Regions from separate parts of the Homo sapiens genome. Here all the other regions are linked to region 3. The links are chromatin loops, found by intact Hi-C in ENCODE. Cell type or tissue: natural killer cell. All regions are shown on one strand. Region 1 overlaps TANC1 (tetratricopeptide repeat, ankyrin repeat and coiled-coil containing 1). Region 2 overlaps WDSUB1 (WD repeat, sterile alpha motif and U-box domain containing 1). Region 3 overlaps TANC1 (tetratricopeptide repeat, ankyrin repeat and coiled-coil containing 1).

Region 1 (2,500 bases), 56 kb after region 3:
GAGAATTTCTAACATTTTAATATTCAAGATGACTTTTTTATTTGGAAGAAAATTCCAGAGAAGGGCTGACTTTGAAGGCTTTGTTTGAGCTCTCTTCTCTCAATGACCAGTCCTGAATTGCATTATCATCCTGCTTGAGAATCTGCCAATCAGTTGATGGCTAAAGACACACATGAGAAACAACAGACTTCCCACCAGTCTTTATCTAGATCAGAATTCTTGGCACAGTTTGGCTGGATTCTCTACTTCAGGATCTTACCAGGCTCCTAATTGGGTATTGGCTGGGGCTGTGTTCTCGTCAGAGACTCCACTGGGGAAAGACCCACTTCCAAGCTCTCAGCTGTTGGCAGAATTCATCTCCTTGTAGTTGTCCCTTGGGTCTTAATGAAAAGGTAAACAGTAACTTGGCCCCTCCCTTCCAAAGCCTCATGAGTAACCTTCAGACCACTTTGCAACCTGGGAAGCAGTTCACACTCTTCCTCACCAGGCATCAGGGTGAATTTCATCAGGCAAGAGTTTACTTGAGACGTTTGTTAAAATTTAAAGCAAGAAGAGGCAAGCTAAGTGCTGTTTTTCAGGCTTAGCCACAGTGGCTTTCTGTGGACTGCATGTCAACAAAATCCACCTTGCCTTCTCTGCATTTTTCTGTCTGGTACCTTTCTCTTGTGCCCCTTCAAAGACAACCACTATCGTCTACTGCCCCAAGCCTTCCTACTTTCCAGGCCTGCATTTGTCAGAGGAATACCCTGAAATCTTGCAGGGGGTTTCAGCTGAGAGAACATCTGCAAATATAGGTCCTTACACAAATGTATACTGCATGCTCTGGAATGTGACATCCCGTGTTTTGGGATTTGGCCACGTGGGGTCTGTTACCGACCCTAAATGTGGGAATGAAGGCAGATGAGGCATCGTACAGAGAACTGAAGGCCTTGAGAGTGAATGGGTCAGCTCACAGTCCTGGTTCTCACCAAGGCTCAACTTCAAGCCATGGGCCCCGGGATTCCCCAGCCTGTGTGGCTGTACTGCTGTGTGCATTGTTGCTCGTTGCTATAGGGACCCACAGAAGGGAAAGTAGTGGTTTTGCATCCTGTTCTCGTTTGGTCCTCATTCCTGGGTGTAGTCAATGGTGTTTTGTGTCCAAAACACTCTAGGATGGACTGTATCTGTCCCTAGCCACAGCACAAGGATAGGATCCCAAGAGTAATACTTATCTGGGATATGGGAAGGTGGCAGAAAAACTGGAAGCTTTGTGTGGATAACAGTTCATTATTTATTTTGAAACCTTAAGTATGTTTACACAAGTCTGTCCAGCATAGATTTAGCTGTGAACAGCTTGGCTTTAAAATGCTAGCTGATGAGGTGACAAGGCAGAGCTTCCTCGTCTGTTTTGACTCACCTGCCTGCCTTTGAACAGCCTGTGGTTTTCCTGCAGGGATACCCCCGTTAGGAGGACAGCTACCTGCCCATCTCTTCTCTGCCATTGCCAGAGCCAGTGGCGCAGGAGCTTAAATTCACGCACAAATTCTTCCTCCAGTTTTCTGCTAGGAGAGCCTTGCAATTCAGTGAATCTATTCCACATGGCAGAAGTGTGGTTGTCGTGCCTGTTGCTGATTGGAAGCATTGGGTTCTTGGTTAAGAATGACGGCCACCAGCCAGGGAACAGCAGCCCCGTGGAGGTCCCCCTCACTCAGGCCGTCAGTGTGGTGGCACTGGGCACAGCAGCAGCCCTCCACCCTTAGAGCCCTGCACATCTGACTGCTGGTGACCCTGAGTCAATGAATGTCATCACAGAAGTAGGTGGCTCCTGTGTTAGGTTGAAGGAGACAAGAAAATGTACAATAGAATTTTAAGACGTTCATAAAAAATGGGAACAGTATTTAGTTTAGGGTTTAGGGGTTTATTGCAATCAACCCACAGCCTTTAGAAAACTTGCAGACTGTCTCTACTGGTTTTGGAGAGCAGAGGGCTTAACTTGTTTAAGTTTCTGTTTTCACCAGCATCCAGGACCATTTGGTTTTTGTCTGTCCAATGTTTAGGGACCAGCCATTCAGAACTCAGTTCTGTCGTTCCAGTAGCTCTCAAGCTCTCCCTCTCCCCATGCATCCTCCCCACCCTCAAACAAAAGGCCCTAGTGGAGAATAAGTAGTATGATCCATTCATCAGAAGAAAGCTCAGAGCAGATGATGAATGCCTGCATCTAACAGTACCACCCTCAGGATGCCAAGGCTCTTGGCTCGGTGATATTCACAGACTCAGTCAGTGTCTGTTCCGTAGTTTCTCGGCAGCCTGAAACATGGTGAGAACCCACCAGATGCTTATGGCATCTGTTTCAGGCATTCCACAGCTGTGACAACTCCATGCTGCCTCCCAGAAAGTTCTGGCTACACTGAGTTACTATCTCCATGTCAGTGTTTGCTGTGAATCAGCCCAAGCCGAAATGACCAGAGATGCTTAGCTGGTGACCTCATGCTGCTGTGGATTGGCAGAAGGACTGTGTTTG
Region 2 (2,500 bases), 130 kb after region 3:
ATGAAAAGTTTTTAACTGCACGTTTATAAACTGTCATGTATGTTTTTGTTAAAAAGTCAGTGTCAACATATTTTCCAGTAAACATGAAAGGCTTTACTTTTGAACAATTACTAAAGGAACATATTTATTTCCCGATAAAAGGTTCTTCTCTATACACTATAAACTAGGATAATTATGAACAACAAAAATACAGTTTGTCATTTAACTGAAGCTTACTAGGTAACAAATAATAATATTCTGAGGCTCCTGAATCAATCAAGATGACCACAAAATTTCAGATTCCCCATGAAAATGTCAAGGAAGGAATTAATAAAAACAGAAATGTACACTGGTAAAGAGAGTGGGAAGAGGGGCATCAGCAAACCAGAAACTGAATCAACTTTGGGGAGGCAGAAAGCACATTAAGTAATGAAGAAGTATAAAAGAATAACAGCCCAGCATACAAAGAGACAGGGGTACAGCCAAGAAAGTTATTCTGCCCTAGAAAACACCCCAAGACTGGCCAAGCGCAGTGGCCCACGCCTGTAATCCCAGCATTTTGAGAGGCCAAGGTGGGAGGATCATTTGAGGCCCGGAGTTCAAGACCATCCTGAGAAACAAACTGAGACACTGTCTCTATAAAAAATTTAAAAATTAGCCAGGGCAAGACCTGAGAGAGGAGATGGAGAGGGTAGGAAGAAAATACCTCAAGGTTCCAGAATATCAATAGCCAGGAAAAAGGAAAATTAGAATGACACAGACATAGACCTGAAAAGAGAAAAATGAACTGACTGACTGTATACAGACCATTCAGTGTCTACCTCCAATCTCTCCCCAACTTCACCCTTAGTATGCTGCACAAAAGCCAAGCATTTATCCCTGGCGAAACCTTTCAAAAAATACAACTGCCTGGGAAGCTCTAGGGTGACAGAGTGTCTACTCCCTAAGTCCCCAGTCCTTCACCCAGAAGGGCCAACTACCCACCTCCTCATCCTAGAGGGAAGCCAGCAATAACGAACCACTTCTGTGCACAGAGCTTCTAAACATTGTCTAATTCTTAAATGCAAACAGAGTACTAAGCAAAAAGGGGACTCAACTGCAAACAAAGATCAGAAAACAGAAGGGAACTTAAAGCAAAAACTCCTAAATGACATCCTGAGAGTTTTGAGATCTTACATTTATAAAGGACACTATGAAAAGAAAACAAAGAAGATGGTGAGCTTTTAGAATCTGAAAATATGATTAATGCGATAAAACATTCAAAAAAAGGTTAAGACAAAAAGCAGAGAAATTTTCCCCTAAAGTACAAGAAAAGAGAGAGAAATGTGGGGGATAAAAAAAGAGAATCAATTCAGGAGGCCCAACATTCAATTAATGGAAGTTGTAAAAAGAGAGATGAATTAAAGAAATAACATAACGGAATAGTTTATTCCAAAACTGTACAAAATAAGCTTCCTGACTGAAAGGGTCACCTGATGGAATAGTACAATGGATGGGAAAAGACCCACACACTAACAAAAAGCAGTACCTACAGTGAATAAATAAAAAAATGTAGTGGTATAAACAGTGTTTACAGAAACTGTGAAAACCACAAAGGAGTTGAAATCAAGTGCAAAGTGGTCACCTCTGGTGAGCAGAAATGTGCATGGCAGTAGAATGGGTGAGGTCATGATCATCAATGAGCATCTGATTTTTAAATCATGTGTATTATTTTGACTAAAAGTTTCTTAAACCATATTTTAATACTTACTTTTAGATACTCAAGGTACCTTAAGTAAAAAGATTAAATAGAAATTTTATCCAGACCACAAATAATTTTAGAGAAGCACTATTTGGCATACATACCTAAGATATGGGTAAAAGAAACAATCCAAATTTTGACTTGGCAATCCTGACCACATGATGCCAGTCGAAAAAACTGAAGACCTTGTTCTCCATCTAAAATTTATTAAAAATAAATACAGAGAATTTGTAAAACACTGAAACCCCCCCAAAATTCCCATTTCTTATACTAAGATCTATTAATTCTACTCATTTAAACCATGTTCACAAGTTATTAGTTAACTTATATCATTTAACAAAATGCTGATTAAAGAATTTCTTTTAAACAAGGTACTATGTGGGATTATTAGTCCTCAAGTTGCTACAAAAAAATACCTTTCATTTTCCTTCCTCAAAGAATAGAACTCAAGGCTGCAAGGACCAATATTGAGCCACTCAATAGAGCATCCTCCTCTAACTCAATTTGAGAGTCTATGAGGCTAGCACTGATAGGAAAAATCAGGAAGAAAAGTCAGTTACTTTGAGAGTGTTAAATGTTTAATCATTCCTAACCTTTTTTTAAGGTCATAGCAATTTCTTCCTTTTTTTTTTTTTGAGATGGAGTCTCGCTCTGATGCCCAGGCTGGAGTGCAGTGGTGCGATCTTGGCAGCTCACCGCAACCTCCACCTCCCAGGTTCAAGCAATTCTCCTGCCTCAGCCTCCCAAGTAGCTGAGATTACAGGCATGTGCCACCACACC
Region 3 (2,500 bases):
ACTGTGACCTCCGCCTCCTGGGTTCAGGTGATTCTCCTGCCTCAACCTCTGGAGTAGCTGGGATTACAGGCACGTGCTACCATGCCCAGTTAGTTTTTTTGTATTTTTAGTAGAGACAGGGTTTCACCATGTTGGCCAGGCTGCTCTCGAACTCCTGATCCACTCGAACATCTGATCACTCAGGTGATCCATCTGCCTCGGCCTCCGAAAGTGCTGGGATTACAGGTGTAAGCCACCGCATCCGGCCAATGTTCCTTTTTAAATACTGTTTTTGGAACTCTAAGGAGGGAGGGAATGGTAATGGCTGAGAAGGAGCAGACAGAAACAGGGAAAATACTTGTAAGTAGGAGTCATGGAAGGCAAGAGGATAAGTGAGAAGCAGGTCATGGATAGATAGAGGCAGAGGATTAATGTCAAACCAAGGGCCTGTCTCATTTAGCAGACTAGATTCACAAGTGCTATCTTGGACACTTGGTATTAAGTCAACTTCGAGGTCACATGGTGATAGGTCACATGATAGTGAACTGACGAATGTCGTCAGCAATACTCAGTGTTCTTTAGAGTCTGAGGAGGACGAGAATGGAGGAAAGACTTCTCTATGGAGTGATAATACTTGGTGATCACTAGGGACCTGCGCTCCTCCCCTGGCTTTAAACAAGAGAGAATGATTGGAATGGAAAATGAAAGCAGTAAGGTGCAGGCCAAATTGGGATGGTTTGGTAAGCAGAAAAAGGAAGGGGGTTTGTTGTCATGGAATAGTGAGTTTACAAAAACCTATTTGAGGCAGAAAAATTATGAACAGAAAGTTATGTAAGACATACAAGCACACTTGAAAATAGATATGAACTTGTGAAACCAGAAAATAATCGCAAGGAAGTGCGGGCTCTTGGTGTTAAAGTTGGTAGAGAGAATGACCAATTCTATAGCATCTTGTGGTTTATAAGCTGTTTCTCACACACATTGGTTTTGAGCCTCACAACCTGTAGGAGGTGGGTATGGCCACTTCCCTCACTAAGAAAGTGCAGTTGAGAGAGGTTCAGTACCCAAAAGGATCTGGATGGTGGTTAGCACTGAGAACACCCTGGATTCCCAGACAGTGGCGGAAGATGAGAAGATGGTTGTAGAGGGCACTGATGGTTTAAAGTTATGATGGCAGTCGGGAGCTGGTCAGTTTGTGGACTGCTCCTTAGCATTTGTGCCCCCATATGTGGTCCACAAGGGGGTGAGAAGCTGAATAGAGGCAGTCAGAAGTGATTCAAGAACTTCCCTTTACCTTTCTCCATGCAGTCAGCCTTTCACGCTATGTAATACTGAGGGTTCCATGAATGTGCTGCTGGGGGGAGTATTGTTCTCCACTTGCCTAATGGATTCCCAGGGCATTCTCTCATCTCCAAATAAAGCCATCATACAGCCGTCAGATATTTAAATCTGTGAAATGAAAAGTGAAGTCTTCTCTCCAGCCCTCATCCCACTGGTATTGGGTAATGTACACCCATTATTGATCAGCGATTTAATATTAACTACATGAATGAAAATAGACTTGCTATTTAGAGTGGTCTGTTTGAATTTGACTTGGAGGTGCTTTTGTAGTAACTAGCCTAAAACCATCTGGCTGTTCAGATCTCAGTATTTAGTGAACAGCTATGCAAGTAGACATGTATTTCCATTTCACAGCGTGTCCATGTGAGTTCCTAAGCAACTCATCACTCCCAAGATGGCTCAGTGACACTTCTCCCAGGCGGTCCTTCTGCCAGAGTGAGAAGTTCAGTGAGAGAGGGCTCTGTGCATTAGGGAAGGGAGAGATTCAGACAGCTTCATTGGATTAAGGAATTCAGACTGAAGGGGACCTTTTAAGGGGATGATCACTGGGATGACATTTTAGAAGACAGAATAATATGAAAAGACAGGTGGGAAGCCTTTGGAAGAATACAGTTGCAGTGCCTTAATGGATATAAACATGAAGTAAATAAAATAACGTCTGTCCATTCATCCCAACCCCGGGTAAGGGTTTAGAACTTGGGTAGCAGCAAAGTCCAGGTTGTGCAGTTAAGAGAACAGTTGATCATGAATTTGGGTGTCCCTTTTCCTTTTTTTTTTTTTTTTTTTTTGGAGACAGAATGTTGCTCTGTTGCCAAGGCTGGAGTGCAGTGGCACAATCTCGGCTCACTGCAACCTCTGCCTCCCGGATTCAAGTGATTCCCCTGCCTCAGCCTCCCGAGTAGCTGGGATTACAGGCATCTGCCACTACGCCCAGCTAATTTTTGTATTTTTAATAGAGATGGGGTTTCACCATGTTGGCCAGGCTGCTCTCAAACTTCTGACCTCAGATGATCCACCCGCCTCGGCCTCCCAAAGTGCTGGGATTACAGGCGTGAGCCACCGCACCCGGCTTAGGTGTCCCTTTTCAACTCAACCATTAAAGCTGGAATCGCCACTGCTCCCCAACTTATCTGAAATGGGTTGGATGGTAAGTTGTTTTTGGATTAAAAAAAAAAAATGA

Evidence for each region. Peaks named below come from ENCODE experiments on the same cell type or tissue, not always from the same donor. Only the 100,000 strongest peaks of a DNase experiment are listed, where the experiment ranks them.
Region 1: it touches region 3 in a loop (5-fold over the local background); 6 of 110 quality-filtered maps call a loop at or near these places.
Region 2: it touches region 3 in a loop (4-fold over the local background); 7 of 110 quality-filtered maps call a loop at or near these places.

Annotation. Positions count from the first base shown.
Region 1 is chr2:159,200,483-159,202,982 of GRCh38, forward strand. All of the region lies in intron 19 of TANC1 (tetratricopeptide repeat, ankyrin repeat and coiled-coil containing 1), which reads left to right. Among named protein-coding and RNA genes, the nearest start is that of MIR6888, 15 kb to the left of the region's middle. RefSeq lists an enhancer at 1,126-1,175. In natural killer cell, no CTCF peak of the experiment used is centred here; DNase peaks (open chromatin) are centred at 1,029 and 1,389; H3K27ac peaks cover 817 bases.
Region 2 is chr2:159,273,722-159,276,221 of GRCh38, forward strand. It overlaps WDSUB1 (WD repeat, sterile alpha motif and U-box domain containing 1), which reads right to left. Exons shown (of 11, transcript NM_001128212.3): 4 at 1,825-1,917. Among named protein-coding and RNA genes, the nearest start is that of WDSUB1, 12 kb to the right of the region's middle. In natural killer cell, no CTCF peak of the experiment used is centred here; no DNase peak of the experiment used is centred here.
Region 3 is chr2:159,144,450-159,146,949 of GRCh38, forward strand. The region is part of intron 5 of TANC1 (tetratricopeptide repeat, ankyrin repeat and coiled-coil containing 1); the gene reads left to right. Among named protein-coding and RNA genes, the nearest start is that of MIR6888, 41 kb to the right of the region's middle. RefSeq lists an enhancer at 2,322-2,500. In natural killer cell, no CTCF peak of the experiment used is centred here; DNase peaks (open chromatin) are centred at 542 and 952; H3K4me3 peaks cover 473 bases; H3K27ac peaks cover 1,374 bases.